Regions from separate parts of the Homo sapiens genome. Here regions 2 and 3 are each linked to region 1. Evidence: chromatin loops called from intact Hi-C (ENCODE). Cell type or tissue: ascending aorta. All regions are shown on one strand. Each heading gives the region's core, and the rest is flanking DNA. Links, peaks and the distances in the headings are about the cores only. Region 1 has its middle 14 kb from the start of LINC02563. Region 2 overlaps CEP112 (centrosomal protein 112). Region 3 has its middle 130 kb from the start of RGS9.

What was found. A loop is a pair of places that touch in the nucleus more often than their neighbours do. Peaks named below come from ENCODE experiments on the same cell type or tissue, not always from the same donor. Only the 100,000 strongest peaks of a DNase experiment are listed, where the experiment ranks them.
Region 2: it touches region 1 in a loop (2.8-fold over the local background); 1 of 110 quality-filtered maps calls a loop at or near these places.
Region 3: a loop joins it to region 1, with 3 times the contacts of the local background. A loop is called at or near these places in 1 of 110 quality-filtered maps.

The regions. Positions count from the first base shown.
Region 1 is chr17:65,467,815-65,476,206 of GRCh38, forward strand. No RefSeq gene overlaps it. Among named protein-coding and RNA genes, the nearest start is that of LINC02563, 14 kb to the left of the region's middle. In ascending aorta, for the core only: no CTCF peak of the experiment used is centred there; a DNase peak (open chromatin) is centred at 4,957; H3K4me3 peaks cover 831 bases; H3K27ac peaks cover 1,892 bases.
Region 2 is chr17:65,783,158-65,791,549 of GRCh38, forward strand. The region is part of intron 21 of CEP112 (centrosomal protein 112); the gene reads right to left. Among named protein-coding and RNA genes, the nearest start is that of AXIN2, 230 kb to the left of the region's middle. RefSeq lists an enhancer at 7,064-7,627. In ascending aorta, for the core only: no CTCF peak of the experiment used is centred there; no DNase peak of the experiment used is centred there; H3K27ac peaks cover 602 bases.
Region 3 is chr17:65,267,349-65,275,740 of GRCh38, forward strand. No RefSeq gene overlaps it. Among named protein-coding and RNA genes, the nearest start is that of RGS9, 130 kb to the left of the region's middle. In ascending aorta, for the core only: no CTCF peak of the experiment used is centred there; no DNase peak of the experiment used is centred there; H3K27ac peaks cover 2,296 bases.

The DNA.
Region 1 (8,392 bases), core at 1,921-6,920:
TGTCCATCACCAATGTGCCATCCTATGTAGGTGCTCATCACCAATGTGCCATCCTATGTAAATGCTCACCACCAATGTGCCACCCTATGTAATTGCCCATCACCAGTGTGCCATCCTATGTAGTTGTCTATCACCAATGTGCCATCCTATGTAGGTGCTCATCACCAATGTGCCATCCTATGTAAATGCTCACCACCAATGTGCCACCCTATGTAATTGCCCATCACCAGTGTGCCATCCTATGTAGTTGTCTATCACCAATGTGCCATCCTATGTAGGTGCTCATCACCAATGTGCCATCCTATGTAAATGCTCACCACCAATGTGCCATCCTATGTAAATGCTTACCCATTACCTGCGTGCCATCCTACATAAGTGCTTGCTCATCACCTGCATGCCATCCTATGTGAGTGCTCATCACCTGTGTGCCATCCTATGTAAGTGCTCACCACCCATATGCCATCCTATGTAAGTGTGGCTCATCACCTGTATGCCAACCTGTATAAGTGCTCACAACCCATGTTCCATCCTACGTAAGTGTGGCTCATTACCTGTGTGCCATCCTATGTAAGTGTGGCTCATTACCTGTGTGCCATCCTATGTACGTGCTCACCACCCACATGTCATCCTATATGAGTGCTCATCACCCGCATAACATCTTATGTAAGTCCTCATTACCTGCATGCCATCCTACATAAGTAAGTACTCATCACCCGCATGTCATCTTATGTAACTGCTCATCACCCAAGTGACGTCCTACATAAGTGCTTACTATAGGTCAGGGTGTATCAGTGAAGCACTGAGGAGATAGAAATGATCCTGCAAAGTGCCTGGGTCATAGTCCATGAAGTGGGCAAAGGCCTAACAGAAAGAGGGTCACACACAGGGCTTACAGGACCCCACATCCTATCTCCTCCTTGTTCCTATGCTCAGTTTTGGAACCACCACCCACAAACTACCCCAGGATTCTAGAATCACGGGGTGCAGGGTCTCCTTCTCCCCTCCCCTACACTCAGCCACTTGTCCAGGCCAATCATTCTGATGCAAGGTCAAGCTGCAGGTGCTAGGCTTAGGAGTGACTGACAGTCTTTATTATTGGGTCCTATCACTGAGCGTCGGAAGGCAACCAGTACCAGTTTTGTTACAAGGAAAGGAACAAGACGGAGAAAAGGAGCTGGGTGCAGTGGTGCATGACTGCAGTCTCAGGCACTCAGGTGGCTGAGGCAAGAGGATCATTTAGTCCAGGAGTTCAAGATGAGCCTGGGCAACCTGGTGAGAACCTGTCTCAAAACCAAAGCAAAACAAAACAAAGATCAAGAAAAGGGCAGGTCATTGCAAATACAGAGTGAACTTCTTGGGCATCTTCACTTAACTGGTGATATCACAGGCTCTCATTTCATCCTCTCAACAGTTCTGGGATGTGATTGGTGTCCCTATTTCATAGACAAGGAATCTGAAGATCAGAAAGTGAAGAAACTTGCCTAGGATCACACAGTGAGGAAGTGGGCAAGCCAGATGTCCCATTCCAGTTCATTTCCATCTAGATCTACAGAGCAGGGAGAAGGAAGCCATTAATCAGGCTTGTAATAGATGCTTGTAAAAGATGCTTCCAAAAAGACTTCTAAGAGGAGGGGCTTCTTGGGCTTAGGGGTAAACAGAATGGGTTTGGAAGTCAGGCTGCCTGGGTTTGAGTCCTATCTCCACATTCACTAGCTTCCAGACCTCAGTTTCCTCTTGTAAAAAAAAGGTGATAATAGCAACTACTTCTTGGGGATTGTTGTGAAAATTAAATAAGCAAATGAAGATAAAGCACTAGAATAATGTTTGAAACACAGTAGCCCAGGCACTATTCTATCATTGAAAAGTAATAATATTATTCCCACTATATGACTATTGAAGGAAGATCATAATTTGTTGAGCATCTATTCTGTGCCAGGTACCATGACTGAGGGTATTTCTATTATCACCACTCCACATTATAATACTACAAAGTAAGTGTGGTTATTATCCCCAGATAGAGAAAACCAAAACCCAAGAAGAATATGGTAGCCAGCCTCCACGGTGCTCCTCTGGTATTCATGTCCTGCTGTGACCTTCTCCCACATCAAATAGGGCGGATCCATGTAACCAATAGGATGTGGTGGAAACAAGGGTGCGTGACTTCTGAGGCTACATCATAGAAGACATGGAAGCTCCCATCACTTTCTTAGATGGCTAACTTTGGGGAGGCCAGCCGCCATGTCATGAGGACACTCAAGCAGCCCTGTGTGGAGGCTGGCATGGGGAGAAACTGAGGCCTCTTGTCAATGGCCAGCACCAATTTGCCAAGTAAGTGAGCTGCCAAGGTAGTAGATTCTCCAACTTCAGCTGACGTGTTTACCACAGCCTCATGCAAGACCTGTAGCCAGAACCACCCAGGAAAGCCACTCTTAAATTCCTCACCATAGAAACTGAGAGATTAAAAAAAAAAATTAAGCCTCTCTCTCTCTTCCTTCCTCTCTCTCTCCCCCCCTCCCTCTCTCTCTCTCTCTCTCCCTCTCTCTCTCTCTCCCTCTCTTTTCAGTGATGGGGTCTTGCCCTGTTGCCCAGGCTGGAGTGCCATGGGGCAATCATAGCTGACTGCATCCTCAAACTCCTGGGCTCAAGCGATCCTCCTACCTGAGCATCCTAAGTAGTTTTTTTGTTTTTAAGTCTCTAAGGGTTGGGTAACGTGTTACAGAGAAAATGACAGTGAATACAGAGGATGGACAATATGCATGAGAGTAAGATTGAGATGCAGGTGTGCCTGGCTCCAAGTCCATGCCCATAAACCCTACATCATGAAAAAGAAGGAGAAGGATATTCGGGTTGTGCCATACGCCTTCCTCCCCTAGCCCCTTTAACCAGAGTCCAGCTGGCTGGGGAATAATGGCACACGAAGACACCATGCTGAAGGCTAGAGCCAGTCCAGACCTGGCTCAAGAGGAGAGGTGGGGCTGCCCAGGGGCTGGAGGCAGCTGGCTGTCTGCCTCCCTCCTTGTTTTGGGAGGCCCTGCGGAGAGGAAGGGGTATTCACCTTGTTTGGAAGCTGCCCACTCAGGCCAGTGGCCATGGCAACCCTCACCATTCAGAGCTACTCCTCCAAGCCTGGAACTGCCCAGAGTACCAGCTGCCACCCTCGTATGTACCCACCACGGCCCAGTCTGCCACCTTCCTCCAGGCAGAGCCTCCCACAGCTGCTGGAGCCTCCCCTAGGAGCTCCACTGGGGAGAAGCAGAGGTCCTCTCCTACCCCTTAGCCCTGGGGTCTGGAATTCAACCCTCCCCCACTCTGTTCCCAGTTGCCCTCTGTTTGACAAGAGGAGCTTGGAAACCACCTCGATCCAGTCCTCAAACTCCCCTTCCCCTGTGCCGCTCTGAATTCCAGGCTATCCCCACGATATAGCCAAAGCACCCTGGCTTGCTTTGAAAGTGTCTGGGGAGTTTTTGATCCCCTGAAAAAAAAAGGCATTTATTATCAGAGACTGTTTGTACCATATTTTAGTGTCCTCAAGAGACAAAGAGAATTCTCTCTGCAGTTGAGTAAGCTTCAAAATAGAAAATCGGAGGGTGGGGTAGGTGACGGCCAAAAAGCAATCATTTATCAACCAGCGGGGAAGCAGGGACCGTAAACCTCTTTGGTGGCTGCAGGTTTCATCACAGCCTGACTTATGCACCTGACTCTGGAGAGGAGGTGAGAATGGGGTGTGCAGAAGTCAGTGGGTCCCGCAGTCTTCCCTCCTTCAGCGTTGGTGGCCACAGTCTGTCTGTGGTCACTTGCCCCCACAGCCCCCTGCTCTGCCTTCCATTTATCGAGACCTTTCCCTTGCATTTGCGGAGGGGGAAGAAGCAGAGGTTAGGTTGCTGACATTCTGCACACCCCACAACTCCCCAGAGAAATCCTGGGGCTGATCAGTAGAATCCAGCCACCTTTCACTGGCAGAAGGCACAGTGTTTTTCTCCCTGGAGGTTTTTAACCTGTTACTTCATGTAAGCCTCCTATTGTCAAATAGAGAGAAACTGAGGGGCTTTGGAAGCAAACAGACTTGGGAAATTCTTGGCAAATTCTTAACTCTATCTCTTTGTGGGTGACCTGGGATATGTTCCCGGTGTCCTCAGCCTCTGAGTGCTCTTGGAAGATTAAATGGGATAAACCATGTGGAGTGACCAGTGCGAGGCCCAGCATGTTCTAGAAGCTCAAAGGAATGGCTACCACAAGTCAAGGTAAGGATGCTACCACTTTTCACAGATGACACAACTGAAGCTCAGAGAGGGTGAGTAACAATCCCAAGGTCACAGATATATTGGGTGCAGAGCCCAAACCAGGACCTGGGGCTCCAGGTCTCCAACCACCTTGCCGTTTGTTTCTCTCAATCAGACAGACATTTTCATTCCCATCTGTAAAATGGGGATAGGGATAGTACCTATTTGTAGGATAGCTGGAAGGACAGTGTGGGAGGTGGTCAGGCATGTGGACTCTGGTACCAAGTTCCTGGGTTCAAATCCCAGTTCTCCATCTACGAACTTTGTGACTTTGTGTAAGTTATCGACATCTGGGTGCCTCATCTCTCCCATCTGTAAACTGGAGCTAATATGGATCTAGCTCACAGGCTTGTTGGAGGAATAACTTGGGCTAATAGTCAGTAAACATCCCTCAATAATCTAAAACCCCGCTGCCTGTGGTTCCCACACCCAGAGGTCTAGGCTAACCAAGGCTGGGGCAGGTTTCTGGGAGATGGTGAAGCTGGCTGCAGACCATCCTGACCCCACAGAGGGCTTGGTGGGATGAGGAGAGGCACTGCCCTGGCAGGACTGGGACTGGGAAGGAAGGCCAAGAGGACTGGAGGCCTCTACCCCATGCCACCTTCAGGCAGTACTACCCGAGAATTGTTCCCTCTCTAGCTGAGTGGAGTGTCGGGCATGCGGGCCAAGTTCTTGAGTAACCCAGTTTTGAGCAATTCTCTAAAGGAGTGTTAAGCCCCAGAGGAATGCATGTCGGCTGTGTTGGTACAGCTTCTGGGTTTGATCTCTGTTTTAAAGACATTCATTAATCAGCCTCCACTCTATTTTTAGACAAGTCATGCCTAGCCATCCACCAGACTCTGGCCCCTCTCTGAGACTGGACTTTATTTTCTGATGTAAAAAAAAAAAAAAAAAAAATGAGAGCGAGAAGTGAAGCAATTTTCTTAATGCTCCTTTAAGGAGGGGGTAATACAGAAATCACTTCTCAGCACATCAGCAGTTTGCTAAATTTACACAAAATTAGCTGTCCTGATAAGGCTGTGTTCATTCCTCTATATTTGGGATGTTTTGCCTGTTTTGTGACTGTTTCTTTAGGAGTCAGCTTCCTCTACCAGACTGAGAATAAGCATAGAGTCTGTTTCTCTTGCTGTTGACATGATTTCTTCATTAGCGTCACCAGCATCCAACGCAGTGTCTGGCACCAAGGATTTCCATGAATATTTGTCAGGCGAATGCCCATCCTTCCTGTCCCCATTCCTTCTTTCTCTTCAGCAAGACATACGGCACCTTGAGGGTGGTCTCTGAGGGATAGAGATTTTGCTGGTCCAGCTAATTCTCTTTCCTCTACTTTTCATACAGAAATCCCCTTTCCACTAGGATTTCCACTAGGGACCCATTTCATGTGGTTCAGACAAGGTGAACCTTGTTCACGGGGTCAGACATGTGACCCAGACCTGGCCACAGTTCCCAATCTCCGTGAACACAGTTGGTTCAGACACGGACCCACGAGCTAAGAAAAGCTGATGAGAGCACCCGCAGGAGAGTGAGGTACAGCACAGTTTGGGATCTAGATCTGTGCTGTCTAATACAGTAGCCACTAGCCGTGTGTAGCTATTTAGATCTAAATTTGAATTAACTAAAGCTAAAAATTAACTAAAATAAAATAAAAAATTCAGCTCCTCAATCACATTATTCATATTTCAAGTGTTTAATAGCCATGCATGGCTAGTGGTTACTGCACTATACAGCACAGATATAGGAGAGTTCTATTATGATAGAAAGTTCTGTCGGACAGCACAGAAATTGCCGTTTCTGAACCCAATCCCAAAAGATTTCTTGATCGATCGATCTTCCTTCCTTCCTTCCTCCCTCCCTCCCTCCGTCCCTCCCTTCCTCTTCTCTTCTCTCTCCTTCTCCTGCCCCTTCCCCTTCCTCTTCCTCCTCTTTTTCCTCTTCTTCTTCTTTTTATATTAAGTTTGTTTGAGTTGAGTTTCTATTATATAGAACCCAAATAGTCTTGACCAAGATAGATAGGACTAATTATAGTTCATCAAGCACTCACAGATGCTGAAGTTCATCCAGATGAGATCATTTAACACCCACAGAGTTATTCAGTTTCCAGACAAGCCCTTATCAGTGGATCACAGAATACCAGTTTATCTTCTCAACTTTGACCAGGCAAATATCTCACCCTTTATTCCAGCTATTGATGATTCCAGATAGATGATTGTTTGATAGATAGATAGATAGATAGATAGATAGATAGATAGATAGAGCATCACTCACTCACCTGGCACAGTAATCTTACACCTTTCTTCACTTAATTGCCTCCATTCTGATCTGATATCCAAGTTGTTCCTATTTGCACAATGAAAACCTCCGGCCTTTGAGAAGCAAGGATCTGAGGCTTAATTGGACCCCCTTAAATTTGAGGGCTACCTCAAATTTAAATTAAGGAACTTGGGTCAGTAAGAAAGAGAATTCTCACAAAAATCCCAGAACAGCTCCAAACTCAGGCTTTCCAAAGGTTAAATGAGATGCAGAAAATGACAGGAAGACCAGGAATCAAGACACTGTTCTCTTGCATCTTCTGTAGCACCTGATTATTAATGTGACTCTATCCCCACTACTAACTGCTAGACTCTCAATTTCTATACCTTCAGCTCAAATTTTAAAGAAAGATACTCTGAGGAACCTAATTTATTTCCCCTTACCCCTGCTAAGAAAGTTCCAGACAAGAGCTCCCCATAGGCTACCAGCCAGCCAATGAACTGGTTGCTCTTGGGTCAGGTGCTTTCCTCTGGTCCAATCAGCTGAGGTGGAAGGTTACATGATATCAGGACAATCACAGGTCTGATCTCTCGACAATCACAGGTCTGATCTCTCAGCAGAGTTGGTAGATGGAGCAATGGTTCTAAATATACGGTGTTAGAAAAGTATCAATGGGATCAAGGTTAAATGTACAGACTGTGAGGCCAGACTGGGCTCAAATGTAGTTCTTCTGTTGGTTAACTGTGACCTTGGGCGAGTTATTTCAACTCTTATCTCTAAAATGGGGGTAATAATACTTATCTCACTAGATTGGTTAGCAGAGAGCCTGTTGGCAGCAAGCACACATACTCTGTTAGCTATGTTTGTATTTATTTGTTGAATTTATTATTTTTTGCATTATATGATTAGCCTATTCTAGATACCGAGGAAGTTGTCCACAGAGGGAAAAAATTATACCAAGAAGCAAGAGAGCCTGTTTTCTGACCCCCTCTCAGTCACTTGGTAATTATTATTCCTCAATCTTCACATCTGAGGATATAACTATTTTACCTGACTGAAGACAGAAGGGGTATACCAGATGGTTTCACCAAGATCCATCAAATTCTAGTCAAAGATTCTTCCATTTTAATTAAGCCCATTGCTTCCTGTTTGATCTTCTAAGGGCAGAGAATAACAATGTAAGCTCTGACCATTTAAAAAAATCATCATTCCTGCTCTAATCATCTCAAACCATTCATTCACTGGTCATCCCGGGAAGGTCAACAGCAATCTCCGAAGAGTCTGGTACCACGTCCTCCTCACAAGTCACTGCTATAAGACTGACACTTATCAAAATGTCTGCCCATCTCCACAGAGACGCTCCTAATGTGCCTTGTTTCTGCTTTATGACAATGACCTTGGTTACAGCCAGTTGGTCCAGGAATAGGCACCTGACCCAGTCTGGGCCAATCTGGCCCCCTCTCTTGGGAATGGTGACCAAAAGAGTCTGTCTCAGCAGAAACTGGAAATGTAACATAAACAGTCATAAGCCAGGGGCCTGCTGGCAGTGCCATGGGGGCTAAAGAACAGAAAAGGCTAGTCTACAAAGAAAGAAGAGAATGAAATTGATGTCCAAGAAAACTGGATTCAAGACACCAGAGAGAAAATGAGCCAACCCATTCACACTTCCAGGCCCTTTCTGAGGCATGACAATGTGGCAGAATGTATTTTCCAATATTTTCCATCCCATACGCTCTTCCAGAACCTTGCCACTGCATCAAAAGATGGTGTCTATATCCCTTCCGCCTGAAACGGTGAGCCTTTGTGACTGCTCACACTTCTAGGATGTGGCAGAAGTGACGCTGTGTGATTGCTGAGGCTAG
Region 2 (8,392 bases), core at 2,046-7,045, 320 kb after region 1:
AGGCTAAAAGCACCTGAAAGTTATTTAACATCATTAGTCATTAAATAAATGCAAATCAAACACATTGAGGTACTGCTACATACCCAGTAGAATGGCAATAGTAATAATAATAATGATGATGATGAGAATAACAAGTGTTGATGAGAATGTGTCAAAATTTGAACTCTCCTAGATTGTTGACAAAAATGTAAAATGTTTCAGCTGTTGTAGAAAACAGTTTGGAAGTTTTTCAAAAAGTTAGGCATAGAATTCTTATGTGACCCAGCAATTACCACCCAGGTAAATACTCCAAAGAACTGAAAACAGGTACTCAAACAAATACTTGTACACAATTTATCATAACACTTCTATTCACAATAGCTAAAAGGTGGAAACAATTCAAATGTACATCAACCAATAAATGGATAAGAAAATTGTTGTATAAAAATAAATAAAATAAAATGACTTAGAGTGTATCTAGTTTTCCAGAATCATCTACATCAAGGCTGAATTACTTCGCCACTTCATTTTAATATAATATTCAAAATGTTTGAAAGCAATAAGTATGATGCCCATACAAAACATGTCTTATTTCCCCGTTCAGTTGACAAAAATAAGGTGTCCAGTTGGCTCTGTTGCTTTATAGTTGAATTTCCCATCACCCAGACCCTAAAATCTACTTCCACCATCTTTTTCATTACATAAAGTTCCTTTGATCGACTATTTCAACTGTTGCCAGGTGGTAAGCAGTAAAGCATGTGGTTAACAGCATGGGCTATGAAGTTAAACCAACCTGGGTGGTGTGACCATGGGCAAATCATTTAACTTTCCTGGGTATTATTTTATAACATGTAGATAAAGTGGACAATAAAGATTAAATAGGACTGAGGTTTAGCAATGTAGGAGTGATGCAAGTGCAAGATGGCAATGGATCAGAGAGTAGTGAGTCAGCACTGGAATGAAGACAAACACTAGGTTCTTTATGCGTGAGAAAATGGGAAAAATAAAATGCAAGGCAAGAGCGATCAAAAGGAGAATTTGGTAGACTGAAATCCTGGAGGTGAACTAGGCGAGTAATGTTAGGTCTAAGGCATGGCTGCATTTTTGCATGGTCTAAAGTGGAAACAAGATATAACAGAAGTGACTTTACTACAGCTGAGCTTATAAACTTGCAGGGTCAGACTGTTAGAAAAGACACCTACCAAAACAGTCTTTTACAGTAGATTCTGGTTACTCTTTCTTATTCATCTTTCCACTTTAAACCCAAAAGAACTATTTGCCTCAGCTTCTTTACTGGGGAAGCAATTTTCTTCCTGGCATGTCCCCAAGACTGGGGTGCTCTGCTACTTTTTCTTTTTGTTTGAGACGGAACCTCACTCTGTCGCCCAGGCTGGAGTGCAGTGGTGTGATCTTGGCTGGCTGCAACCTCTGCCTCCCGGGTTCACGCCATTCTCCTGCCTTAGCCTCCTGAGTAGCTGGGACTATGGGCGCATGCCACCATGCCTGGCAAATTTTTGTATTTTTAGTAGAGACGGGGTTTCACCATATTGACCAGGCTGGTCTTGAACTCCTGACCTCATGATCCGCCTGCCTCGGCCTCCTAAAGTGCTGGGATTGCAGAGTGAGCCACCATACCCAGCCAGATTTTCTATTTTTAATAACAGCTGTAGTAAGATATAATTCACATATCATAAAGTTCATAATTTAAAACTGCACCATTCAGTGGTTTTTAGTATATTCATAGATCTGTACATTTATCACCACGACAAAATTCTAGAATATTTTCATCACCTCAAAAAAACAAAAAACAACAAAAAAAGAACCCATCCCTATTAACAGTCACTTCCCATTCTCCCATCCTTTGAGCCACTGGCAACCACTAATCTATTTTCTGTCTCTAGGGATTTTTCCACTCTGGGCATTTCACGTAATTTAAATCATACAACATATGACCTTTCATGACCAGATTCTTTCACTTAGCATGTTTCCAATGTTCATCTATGTTGTGGAATGTATCAGTACTTCATTCCTTTTCCTAGTCAAATCCATTGTGTGGATATACCACATTTTGTTTATCCACTCCTCAGTCAAACATTTGAGTTTTTTCCACTTTTTGACTACTATGAATAATGCTTCTGTAAACATTCTTGTACAAGTTTCTTTGGGAAATATTTTTTCAGTTCTCCTGTGTGTACTTAGGAGTTGAATTGCTGAGTCATGTGGTAACTATGTTTAGCTTTTTGAGGAACTGCCAAACTATTTTCCAAAATGACTGCACCATTTTACAATCTCACCAGCAAAGTATGAAGGTTCTAATTTCTCCACATCCTTGCCAAAACTTTCGTCTGTCTTGTTGATTACATCCAGTCTAATGGGTATGAAGTGGTATCTCATTGTTGTTCTGATACATGATTTGTGATTATTTCCTTCTATCTGTGGGTTGTTCTTTTACTTTCTTGGAAGTTTCCTTTAAAGCTTTTCATTTTGATGAAGTTCAGTTTATCTATTTTTTCCTTTGTCATTTGTGCTTTTAGTGTCATATCTAAGAATTCTTTGCCTAATCCTGAAATGTCATGAAAATTTACTTGCATGTTTTCTTCTAAGAGTTTCATAGCATTTTTCTCTGATATTGCTTTTTTCTAAAAGTTTTATAGTTTTACCATTTATTTTTAGGTCTGTGATTCACTTTGAGGTCCTTTTATGTGTATCTTGTGAGGTAGAGGTTGAGCTTTACTCTTTTGCATATGGATATCTAGTTGTCCCAGCACTATTTGTTGAATTTCCATATAAATTTCAGGATCAGTGTGTCAATTTATACTAAAAAAGGCAGTTGGGATTTCGGTAGGATTGTGCTGAATCTGTATATCAATTTGGGTAATACTGGCATCTTAACAACGTTAAGTTTTCTGATCTGTAAATATGAATGCCTTTTCATTTATTTAGATTTTAATTTTTTCATTGATGTTTTGTAGTTTTCAAGATACATATTTTGCACTTCTTTTGTTAAATTCTATTCCTAAGTATTTAATTATTTCATGCTATTTTAAATGAATTTGTTTTCTTAATTTCATTATCAGATTGTTTACTCCTAGGGTATTGGAATACAATTGATTTTTCTATATTGATCTTATATCCTGCAACCTTGGTAAACTCTTATTTTTCAAACAGGTTTTTTTTTTGGTAGGATTCCTGAGAATTTTTCTGTACACAAGATTTTGTCATTGGAGGATAGAATTTTACTTCTTCCTTTCCGATCGGGATGACTTTTCTTTTCTTGCCAGACTTCCTAATTTCTGTCAGTCTATTAGATATAACATTTCATTAGTGTCTTATTTTTCATTTCCTTGGTTACTGACGATATGAGCAGTTCTTCATGTATTTATGGGCTACTGATATTTACACCTCTGTAAAATGCTGTTTTGTCTTTAGCCAATTCTTTTTTTTTTTTTTTTTTTTGCTGTTGTTGTTGAGGCAGGGTCTCACTCTGTCACCTGGGCTGGAATGCTGTGGTGCAATCACAGCTCACTGCAGATTTGATCTCCTGGGCTCAAGCTATCCTGCTGCCTCAGCCTCCTGAGTGGCTAGGACCACAGGCATGCACCACCACACCCGACGACCTTTTTATTTTTACTAGAGATAAGGTCTCACTATGTTGCCCAGGCTGGTCTCAAACTTTTAGGCTCAAGTGATCCGCCTGCCTTCGTCTCCCTAAGTGCTGGGATTATAAGCAAAGCTGCTACACCTGGCCTTAGCCAATTCTTTTACTAAACTCTTCATTTCTGACACATGCCAAATTTCTATGGCGTGTGTCAGAAATGAAGAGCTTAACAAAAGAATATTATGCCAAGTTTCCATAACTACATCTATATCATCTATATATATCAATATATGGCTTTATGTGCTCTCTATTCTGTTTCTTTGGTCAGTCTATCTATACTTGTACCAGTGCCAAACTACTAACGTCCATACCTTTGCAACAAATTTTGATTTTGTATGTGGTAGGAGGGAAATACTTTTGACTTTTTCTTTTTCAGAATAATTTTGGCTGCTCTTGGGCCTTAGGCCAGGCACAGTGGCTCACACCTGTAATCTCAGCACTTTGGGAAGCCGAGGTGGGAGGACTGCGTGAAGCCAGGAGTTCAAGGTCAGCCTGGACAACAAAGCAAGACCCCCATCTCTACAAAAAATTTTAAAAATTCAGCTGGGCATGGTGGTGTGCAACTGTAGTCCCAGCTACTTGGGAGGCTAAGGTGGGAAGATCACTTAAGCCCAGGAGTTCAAGGCTGCAGTGAGCTATAATCGCACCAGTGCACTCCAATGTGGGTGACAGTGAGATCCTGTCTTTAAAAATTAGATTTATTTTTGTCAGATAAATCCAAGGAATTGCATTAAATCTATAGGTCAAATTGAGGACAATTGACATCTTTAAGATACTTAAGGTATTCAAGATTTAGTGGGTATATTTCTCCATGATTTAGGTCTTCTTTAATTTCTTTTAAAACAGTTAAAAGTTCTCCAAATAGGACTTATACGGCTATTCTTAGATTCATTCCTATACACTTTCTATTTTGCTGTGTTAGCAGAATCATTTTTTAAATTATGTTTTCTGTTTCTTGCTGGATTATATATTTAGACAACTGCTAAACTGTCTTATTATTTCCAATAGTTTACTGATCCACTTAGGTTTTATGTATAGATTTTATGTACAGACAATCATATCATCAGTGAATAATATCAGGTTGCTTCCCTCTTTCTAATTTGTATCCTATTTCTTTTTCTTGTATAGCTGTGACCAATGGCATCTGTATTTCACTGTTGAACAGCAGCAGTGATTAACGGGCACCCTTCTCCTTTCCTGATTTTAAAGGGAATCCTTCTAACATTTCACCCTAAAAATGATGTTTGCTCTAAGTTTTTGATTAATATTCTTTATCAGGGTAAGGATACTCCCTCCTATTCCTAGCTTATTAAGATTATCACAGATATGAGTTGAATTTTGCCAAATGCTTTTCTTTACCTGAGATGATCACATGGTTTTTCTCCTTTCAGTGTGGCAACGTGATGGATTATATTAATGGATTTCTAACATGAAATCACCCTTGCATTCTTGCATTCAGTCCAGCTTGGTTGAAATGTATAAACATTTTTATGTACTGCTAGATTCTGTTTCTAAATTTTGGTTAGGAATTTTACACTTAAAATTAAATGTAAGATTGGTATGTAATTTGCTTTTTACTGTTCCTGGCTGACTTTCATATCAAGACTACACTGGCTTTAGAATAAATGGGGGATATTACTTCTTTTTTTCCTGTCACAGATTTTGTTTATTATTGGAGTTTTCTGTTCCTTGAATGTTTGGTAAGAACTTGACCAAAATCATTTGAGTCTGATGTTTTCTTTAATAAAATATTTAAAACTAAATGCTATATTTATTTAATTTCTACAGGACTATTAGAGTTTTCTATTCTTTCATTTAATCACGTTTTCTAAAAATGTTTCCATCTTATCCAGATTTTCAATTTTATTGGCATAAAGTTATTCATTAAATTATCTTTTCTATGTTTTTTGACTCAATCAGCAGTCATTTTTCCTATTTCCTCCTTTCCCTATTTGTGTCTTCTCCCTATTTTTCTGACCGGTCTTCTAAAAAGTTTATATTTTACTAGTCTTTTCAAAGGATCAAACTTTGCGTTTGCCGAATTACTGATTTTTAATTAAAACCTCTAACTCCTATGGCATCTATGTCCTTATTTCCTCCTGGTTCTCCAGGGACCTCTCTGACAATTGCTTATCGATCTATAGCTGGTTTTAAATAATTGCCCCATTCCATCTGCCCTTTCCTTACCATAGCAACCTCTCCCTTTTTAATCCATTCCGATAGTAAATCATCTTTTTGTTGATATGACTTCCAAATTCATCCCTAGCCACTACAGCCTTGGTACCCAGATCCAGACACCTCTCTGTGATGTCCCAAAGGCACTCAACTAACTGAACTCGATCATTTCTTCTTGAGTCTGTTCCTTCTCATCTTAGTTAGTGGCACTTACATTTAGACACCCAAATAAGAAACTTAGTAGAATTTTTTAGAATCCCTCTCTCTCGCTCTTGACAGTCCTGCCAACTTTTACTTCTAGATTTTCACCTTTCTCTCCTGAATTTTTCTAGTAGCCTTCTAACTTATTGTCCTATTCACTCTAGATATTTCATTTTTGCTGTCTGATATAGATCCACCCACCATCTTTCAACTGATACTCTATCTAAAGTATAAATATGATCATATCACTTTGTAATTAAAGAAGCAATTTTCATTGCTTCTTAGCAAATACTAAAGTTCAAGTTCCTTAATGGGGCATACAGTACCATTCAGGGCCAGGACTTTACCTCTCCAGCTTCATGTTTCTCTACTTCCCACTCTACCTTTTATGCCTCTGTGAACACCAGACTTTAGTTCCCTGAATATGCTATTTCACACCCTGTGTTTTTGTCCCATTTTTTTTTTCATGAATATCATTCATTTCCTTGGTAGGATCTTAATCATCTTGCAATAATCATTTGAACATCAGGAAGTCTTCCACAAAACCTCAAGAAATCTCAGTTTGGGCCAAGTCACATTTCTCTATCGGCCTATACACAATTATTTTATTGCTTATTATATTAAAATTATCTATACAACTAGACTGACAACTCTTTAAGGGGAGGGGGAATATGTTGTACATGTTAACTCCAAGCATCTAGCATATAATAGGATGCAAATTTAGCTTCCTTGAGAGAACTGGATCATAGCCCACCCTTCTACTCCAAGTCTATATCCTAACTGTTGCCTGACAGGCTCAGTGTGCCTCACAGGAAGGGAGTAGCAGCTGAAACTGACCAAAGGAACAGAGGAAAACAAAATGGGTAGCCTTGCCTCTTCCCTGCCTGTAGAAGAAGCTGGCAGCTTAAATCCTGGGCAAGAGTAGATTAGACAGTTTGCTACTGAAAGTGCTTAATTTGAGAATGCAGTATGGGACTTGGAAGGCAGAGCTTCTAGACAGGGGTAGTTCTTGACATTTGTGTCCTAAAGGAAAGAGAGCCATTTTTGGCTTTATAAGAAGAATCAGAAGCAAAGACTATAAGGGATCAAGGTTTCCAATAAACCAAGCTAGGGATCAGGGCCTGATTCAAATCCCAGCACGGATCTATGATGGGAACTGAGACCAAGGACCCAGGTAGAAGCCTGGGGAATAAGGAAAAAGGTGAGCAGTAACTAGGGAAGATGCAGATCATGACTACAAGGGCTCCTCAGGGGTCAGTTCAGTCGAGGCCCAGCAGGTGCTGAATGTGCAAGCTGCATTTCTATACTCTTGAAGCAGCAGTCCTCAAAAACCACCAGCTTGGGCCCAGCTGGCTTCAGTGACTGGGCCCAGTCTAAGTGCTCTAAATCATTCTCTCTTCAGTCTTAACCTCTCCAGTCCTCAGCTCCTTCGATCCTCGCATGGAAATAGCCTTAATTAGGACCTATATTTTCTAAACACAGGGCTCAGGCCATTTTCTGAAAGCTCTGCTTGCTTTTGGCTTTTCACAGTGATGCTCTAACATAGTGGCTCCCACCCAGGGGCCTTAGATTTAGGAGGCATCTCAACATTATCAGAGGACCTGAGGAAAAGCCTGTTAGAAGAGCTTGGGGCTTGTAAATAGAATCTCTGTGATCTTCTGCTAAGTTCTTCAAACTGTTCAGTCTCTTCTAACTAGGCCTTGGCAGAATCACTGCTAAACCTTCCATCTTAGTCTAACACCCTTGCGTTGGGGATGTACCTGACATACAGGCACCAACTGGCATTTTATTTCCTTTCAGACCAAAATCAGCACTGCAGGCTACCCTATCTATATCCCAATTACACTTTATTTTGATCCCATTTGGAATGGGGGGGAGGCTTAATCTTCATATGATTTTGGGGGGGATTTGATTAAGTCTAATGTCAGACTGATTTATTACAGCATTAGTGTAAATCTTTTAGATTTCACGAGAGGAAAAATATCAATAAAAGGATGACAGTAGGGGATGAAAAATAAAACAAGAAACCAAAACCTTGAGAAATAATTTTGTAAAGCTTAAATGTCTGTTAATGGGCTATAGCATTTAAAAATATTTCTCCAAACAGGATTAGAATGAAGAAAGAAAGTAGGAAAGATGATGCCAGAGTAACAGGAGAAAAACGCTTTTGAGCTTTTTCTACTGAATCAGCCACCAGGATCTTGTGGCCCAGGAATCTGATTTAAAAGCTCCCTGGTTGCTTCTGATAATCAGCTTTAGGTGAAGAACCACTGTTCTAGCTAATGAGGACAAAACAGAGGGCACTTCCCTAAGTAAAAGTATAAGGACAGTAATTGATACAAAACACATGATTTCTGCTAACCACTTCTGCCATATTAT
Region 3 (8,392 bases), core at 2,118-7,117, 200 kb before region 1:
CAAATACCTGTTGGCCATTTGGATGTCTTCTTTTGATAAATATTTATTCAGGCCCTCTATATTTTTTAGTTGGGTTATTTATTTTCTTGTTATTGAGTCGTTTGCATTCCTTATAGATTTTGAATATTAACCCCTTATCAGATGTATAGTTTGCAATTTTCTCCCATTCTGCAGGTTGTCTCTACACTCTATTGATTGTTTCCTTGGCCGTGCAGAAATTTTTTAGTCTGATGTAACCCCATTTGTCTATTTTTGCATTTGTTGCCAGTGCTTTGGGGTCACATCAAAAAAATCATCGTCTAGACCCATGTTATGAACCTTTCCCTTGTGCTTTCTTTTAGTCATTTTACTATTTGAAGTCTTTTGTTTAAGTCTTTAATTCATTTTGAGTTGATTTTTGTATATGGTATGAGATAAAAGTCTAACTTTCTTCTTCTGCATGTAGATATCTAGTTTCCCAGTGACATTTATTGAAGACATTGTCCTTTCGCTGTTGTGTGTTCTTGACACCTTTGTCAAAAATCAAATGACAACATATGTATGGATTTATTTCTGGGCTCTCTATTCTGTTCTATTGGTCTATGTGTCTCTTTTCATGCCAGTATCATGCTGTTTTGATTACTGTAGCTTTATAGTAGATTTCAAAATCATATAGTATGGTGCCTCCAGTTTTTTTAAATTTTGTTTTGTTTTGGAGTTTTTTGCCCAAGATTACTTTGGCTACTTGAGCTCTTTTGTGATTCCATATGGAGTTTAGGATTTTTTTTCTATTTCTGAGAAAAATATCATTAGAATTTTGATAGAGATTGCACTGAATCTGTAGATCACTTTGGGTAGTATGCACATTTTACCAATTTTAAGTCTCCCAGTTCATTGGCACAGACTATTTTCCATTTATTTGTGTCTTCTTCAGTTTATTTCATCGATGTATATAGTTTTCAGTGAACAGATCTTTCATGTCCTTGGTTTAATTTACTTTTAAGTAGTTATGGCTTTTATGAAGGTAAATGTGTCCTAAGGAGATGTGGAGAAAAACATAGTTGTAGCCTGTGGCAGAATATGCAGGTCAGGGTGGTGGTCAGGTAGAATCTTTACGTTCTTTATGTCTCTCCTTGTGGAAATACAGCCCTCCCTTTCCATTCAGCCACCACCACAAATCTGGCCTGACCAATCAGAGTATTTATTCTAATTTTCTAGTCACTGTGATTGGTTCGGGAATAGGCACCTGATCCAAGCCAGGCCTGTAAGAGTTAGCCTTGGGACTTTAGCTAGAACTACTGGGAAAGACTCTTACTTTTTTCACGATGATCATTGCCTGTAAAGACAAGTAAACTTGGAGCTACTTGGTGTGCAGTATCTTTTAAGGCTCCATGTTTAAGAACCTTGGAGAATGAAGCCAAACTAAGGAAAGCAAAACTGAAAAATGAAGAGAGAGTAAGATTTTTGACCGCATTGTTTATGGACCTGATTTCAGCTACATATAGTGGCAAATTTACCTTTGGATTTTTGATGTATACGTACCAACACATCTCCTATGGGGCTGAAGTCAGATTGAGTTAGTTTCTTGCCCTTGCAATTAAAAAATGTTCTGATTCATGTAGTCAACTTCCTACATAAATATTAACATGGAGAAATTGAATCAGAAGTTTGCAATGTTCTCCTTGGAAAAAGATTTCAAGGTTCCAAGGATATGAAATCATCATGTAAAATAGCTGTTCCTCCTTCAGAAGAGATGAATCTGAAGCAAGGCTGGGCCTGAAAGAAATGACCTATAGCTAAGTGAGACTTGTGTGGGTCAGGAAAGAAGGGACACATTTTTGCTTCTGCTGTGACACTCGCTTCTGGTCATTTTTATTATGATAGTGTCTAAGTCCATTCATTCTGCTGTGACAGAACACCATAAAGTAGGTAGCTTATAAACAACAATTTATTTCTCACAATCCTGGAGCCTGGGAAGTTCAAGATCAAGGCACTGACGGAATTGGTGTCTGGGGATGGTCTACTTTCTGGTTCATAGATAGCACCTTCTAGCTGTGTTCTCACGTGTTGGAAGGGGGAAGGCAGCTTTCTAGGGCCTATATATATAGAATTAGTGCCTATATATATGAATAGTGAATAGAATTAGTGTCTACATATGTATACATATAGACACTAATTCTATTCACTAATATATAGACACTAATTCTATTCACAACAGCTCTTCCCTTATGAGCTAATAACCCCTAAGGCTCCACTTACTAATACACATTGGTGATTAGGTTTCAACATATGAATTCTGGGGGAGACATAAACATTTAGATTATAGCAGATATAGAATTCTGGGCAGGGTAGAAAACATTTGTTAGTCCGGTAGAGTTTCCATCCATCCATCTATCCAACCATCCATCTGTCTGTCTCTATCTTTGCCCACTAATTAAACAAATATCTGTTGAGTTTAAATAAGCGCCAGATACAGGACTTCTGAGAGAGAAGATTTGAAGCACTAGGTCAAGGTCAAACTAGCAAGACACTTCCTCTCCTGGAGGCCAGGGTTCAGCCAGATGTCCTCTTTTTCATCTGCAAAATAAGAAGATCTAACCTAGATACTTGCTCATGTCTCTCCCAGTGCTATTACTTGATGATTCAAACAATTTTCAAGGCCTGGCATGGTGGCTCACACCTGTAATCCCAGCACTTTAGGAGGTCAAGGTGGGCGGATCACGAGGTCAAGAGATGGAGACCATCCTGGCCAACACGGTGAAACCCCCTCTCTACTAAAAATACAAAAATTAGCTGGGTGTGGTGGCACGTGCCTGTAGTCCCAGCTACTCGGGAGGCTGAGGCAAGAGAATCGCTGGAACACAGAGGTGGACACTGCAGTGAGCCGAGATCACACCACTGCACTCCAGCCTGGCAACAGAGCAAGACTCTGTCTCAAAATAAAACAAAAAGCAATTTTCAAAAGGGCTGATACCTTAGAGTGTTATCTGGTTCAATTTTCTCATGTCTGGGATGAGAAAATCTAAACCTGGGGAGCTTGAGGGATTTGATCTGAAGTCCACTTCACTCTCCTGGTGATGATGACTCAGTGATGCTGTGATGACTGGTGGACAAGGACAGAAGAGGCTGTAGGCAGAACGCATAGATTCCAGGACAGCAGGTTCAGCAAAGACCAGCGGTAGCTGGTATGGTGGCTACCTCAAAGGGCTGGCTCAACCCAGGCACGGAAAGTGGAAAAGATTGGGGTATAGGGACAGAAAAGCTGCCCCGTGGTTTTCTTTCTTTCTTTCTTTTCTCAACGATTGAAACCCAGCACATAACTGTGTGGGCATTGAGAGAAAACAGGCCCAGCTGCCTAGCAGTGGCCCCAGGAGCCTGTGAAACGTCTGCTCCCACCAGGCTCACGGAGGGCGCCAGGATGCTCTGCCCAATGGCTGTTTCCTTGACTTCTCTCTTCCAAAAAGGAAATTGCAGGCATGTTACTGCTTTGCTCAGGACCGGGGATTATGGAGCTTAAACTCTCTCCTCCAAGCCATGTTCAAGTTTTTGACTTAAAAGGGAAATGTTTCATTTTAGGCCAAATGCATCCCCCTCTTTCCCCCTTCCTGGAACGAGAACAAAGCAATTCAAATCAGAAAACAGGGGGAACTCCATGCGCCCTGTCCACGGGGACCCGGCTCCCAACTGGATCCCACGGAATTTGATTGAAGTGCAACTGAACCCCTCCGCGTTTGTTCAAATGTCATTTAAATAGAAACGTTTCAAATCTCTGCCAAGGAACTGCCCAGGGGGTGGCATGGAACGGAGTCAGGCCCTCACTGCTCTGCGGGCTGCGGCGGGCCCAGACCACAGGGGCGGGACCCAGGCGAGGCTGACTGAAACCCAGCACGAGGGAAAAACAAAGTGGTGGGAAAAGAGGGGAGAGGGGAAAGAGGAGGGACAGAAAGGGGACAGAGGTGGACTCTCTGGGCAGTTTTTACACTAAAGATACAAGATATAAATGAGACACAAGATGTCTGCATTTTGGCATGTTTTCTAAAAAAAAAAACTTTAATATGTTTAAGATAGAGACAAACTCTCAAAGCCTGAAAGGATTCATGATCAGGATTGCAGTGAGCCTTCAAGATTTTGGCTGTCACCCTCTTTGGTCTCATGACGATTCAAACGTGCATGCATCATCGCAACAGTTTTTAGCTTCCCAGTTTGGAAAGAGGACAACAATGTTTGACCTGCCTGGCCTTTGTCAGGGCTGCTGGGTAAGATTTGCCTTGAGGTTTGGGGCTGAGGGTGTGGGTCTTAGTTTCCTTACCCCACTCGATAAAGGCAGCCATAAGGTCAAGGGTTTGAGATACTGTTGGTACCCAGGACTGGAAATCGGCAAGCATTGCCGTGGTGTACTCTGGGGGTGCCCAAGAGGAGGAGGCTGGACTTTCATCCTCCACTCAGCTGTAATGACTACTCTTTGATTTGTTTTACGTTTTGAGTTCTGGGTAAAATTTTGTGGCAAAAAGAAATCTGCCACTAGCAGCATTGTTTAGAAGCACTTAAGTAGACATTTCAAAAGATCCATGGTTCTGACATTCTACGAGATCAAAATTGGGGAGAGATTGTAGTGAGGGTCGTTCCTCCATCCCTGAGGACCCATTACCATGGGATAGAGTTAATTTGCTACATTAAGACCTCCTTCCTGGCCGGGCGTGGTGGCTCATGCCTGTAATCCCAGCACTTTAAGAGGCCTTGGCGGGCAAATCACCTGAGGTGAGGAGTTCAAGACCAGCCTGACCAACATGGAGAAACCCCATCTCTACTAAAAATACAAAAATAGCTGGGCATGGTGGCACATGCCAGTAATACCAGCTACTCGGGAGGCTGAGGCAGGAGAATTGCTTGAACCCAAGAGGCAGAGGTTGTGGTGAGCCAAGATCACACTATTGCACTCCAGCCTGGGCAACAAGGGCAACAAGAGCGAAACTCTGTCTCAAAAAAAAAAAAAAAAAAAAAAAAAAGGTCTTCCTTCCTGGCCGGGCCCAGTGGCTCAGGCCTGAAATCCAGCACTTTGGGAGGCCAAGGTGAATGGATCACCTGAGGTCAGGAGTTCGAGACCAGCCTGGTCAACATGGTGAAACTCCGTCTCTACTAAAAATATAAAAATTAGCCAGGCATGGTGGTGCATGCCTGTAATCCCAGCTACTCGGGAGGCTGAGGCGGGAAAATTGCTTGAATCCAGGAGGCAGAGGTTGCAGTGAGCTGAGATTGTGCCATTGCATTCCAGCCTGGCTGCTGGGAAAACCATGTCGTCAGGACACTAGAACTTGAGAAGGATTCACATGGGCCTGGATCTAGCAGACTGGTGAGTGACTTAGGACTTATGAAACCCCAAGAAAACTCAGTATTGGTGACGCTATAATATGAGCCCCCTCTGAATTGAAATAACCTGAAGATGTACAAGAAGTGCAGCTCAAGAGTTGCTGATGGTGAAATCTCCCCTCCCTCATAGACATTTACTCTTTTATCTTAGAGAGCCTCATAAAGCAGCAGGATATAGTCAAGCAAGGTGCATCCCCTTTCATCACTATGTTCAGCCAAGAAGTAGCTCTGAGACTGAAACTGCCTTTGCAAAATTATAACTAGTAACTGAGACAGTGAAAGAGATTTAACCTAACTGACTCCATCTTGCTTCTAACCTTTAAGCTGTCCTTGCTCCTTCCTGGGTGTAGGTTGAACTAACTTCGGGAGGAACTTAATTTACACTTATAGTTTTAAAAAAATAAAAAATAAAAAAATAAACCTCCTTCTTGCCTGGGGACTCAACTGCCTTTGCAGGACTAACAAATTTAGCTACAAGGTTAGAAATTATGGTTTAGGAGTCATGCAGCTGGAGGCTACAAGATCTGGACTCTCCCTAAACTGCTCCTAAGATCAGTGCCTGAGACATTTTGCAGACCTTGCACTTGATGGATCAGGTGGCACCACCCAGATGGATAAACTGGCTCATCTGCTCTTGTGGCCCCCACCCAGGAATGGACTCAGCGCAACAGGACAGCTTCAATTCTCGGTGATTTTTATCTCCTACCTAACCAATCAGCACTCCTCGCTCACTGGCTTCCCCCCACACACCAGGTTGTCCTTAAAACCCTGATCCCCTCATCAGGAGATGCTTGGGAAGACTGATTTGAGTAATAATAAAACTCTGGTTTCCCACACAGCCGGCTATGTGTGAATTACTCTTTCTCTGTTGCAATTGCCCTGTCTTGATAAATCGGCTCTGTCTAGGCAGCGGGCAAAGTGAACCCATGGTACAGTTACAAGACACCCCTTTCAAGAGGAACACCAAGGGAAGGTGATGGCTCATGCACGAGCAAAGACCCGAGATGCGACGGAGCCCTTCATTCACTAAAACTTGGCTACTTACTGAAACCATAGACCTTCAGAACTAAAAGGGACCTAAGAATCATCTCCTTTTACAGATGAGAAAACTGAGGCCCACATCTATGAATATTCATACATAATTAATTACTTCATTATTTAGTGATCTAATTTGGCATACTTGTACCTTCATAACCTTCATCAATTTTCAGTGACTTTGGTTAAAAATCACAAAAGAGGTTGGGCGCGGTGGCTCATGCCTGTAATCCTAGCACTTTGGGAGGCCGAGGCAGGTGGATCACTTGAGGTCAGGAGTTCGAGACCAGCCTGGCCAACATGGAGAAACACTGTCTCTCCTAAAAAGACAAAAAATAGCCAGGCGTGGTGGTGGGCACCTGTAATCCCAACAACTCAGGAGGCTGAGACAGGAGAATTGCTTGAACCTGGGAGGCGGAGGTTGCAGTGAGCCGAGATCGTGCCACTGCACTCCGGCCTGGGCGACAGAGCAAGACTCCATCTCAAAAAAAAAAAAAAATCACAAAAGCCATGCCATTTAATTTCAAGATGGTATGCTTAACCCCTAATCAAACTTACTGTGCATCTTGACACTCTTAGTCATAGATTAAATTTGATGCAAATCAGCTCATTCCTTTGCAAGTGGCTATGGAATAAGATAGGCAAATATAAAATGCTCCTTTATTGCACAGATTTGGATAGAAAACTGTGTCATTTTGCTGTCATTGTAAGGTCACAGCCATATTGGCTTTTATCAGTCAGTATAAGACAATTGGCCTGAAGAACAGACCGTTGTCCTGTTCCCATTATCAGTGTGCTAAGACAGTTCCCTTATCTGCCCACAGCTTTTCTTCCCTTCCCTTTTCAAAGACAAAATGCCATGGGGTCAAAATCCCTGCTTTCCTTTTTACAGGAATTGACAAGCTGGTCCAATAATTCCTATGGAAATGCGAGGGACCCAGAATGGCCAAAACAATTTTGAAAAAGAAAAACAAATGTGGAAGGCTCACACTTTCCCAATTTCAAAGCTGTAGTAATCAAGACTGTGTGATACGGGCACAAGGACAGATCTATGGATCGTTGGAATAGAATTGAGAACCCAGAAATAAACCCAATTCAACTGATTTTAGACAAAGACGCCAAGACAATTCAATGGGGGAAGGAATAGTCTTTTAAACAAATGGTGGGGTCAACTGGATTTCCATATGCAAAAGAATGAGGATGGACTCTGACCTCACACACCATATACAAAAATTAACTCAAAGTGGATTAAAACCCTAAATATAAGAGCTAAAACTTTTAGAAAATAAACATAGATATAAATCTTCATGACCTTGTATTAGGCAATGGTTTCTTAGATATGACATCAAAGGTAGAAACAACCCCAAAAAAAGTTAAATTGGACTTTATCAAAATTAAGTGCTTCAGAGGACACTATCTACAGAATGGAAGGAACTGTGTATTTCTAATAAATGTCTAGTATCCAGAACTCTTACAACTTAAAAAAAAACAAAAGAAAACCAAAAACTCAATTTAAAAAATTGGCAAAGTATTTGAATAGCTATTTCTCCAGAGAAGATGTACAAATGGCTAATGAGGACATGAAAAGCGGCTCAATATCATTCGTCATTAGAGAAATTCAAACAAAAACCACAATGAGAGTCCTCTTTGCATCCACTAGGGTGACTCTACTCAAAAAGATCGATAATAATAAGTATTGGCAAAGATGGTGGAGAAATTGAAACTCTCACGCATTGCTGGTGGGACTGTAAAATGGTGTACGAACTTTGGAAAACGATTTGTCAATTCCTCAAAAAGGTAAACATGGAGTTACTCGAAGACCCAGCATTTTCTTATATATACTTTCTTATTTTATTTTATATATATATACTTATTATATACTTTCATAAGTATATACCCAAGAGAATGGAAAACAAATGACTGAACAACCACTTGTACACAAATGTTTATAGCAGCATTATTCTTTTTTTTTTTTACTTTTGAGACAGAGTCTCGTTGTGTCACCAGGCCG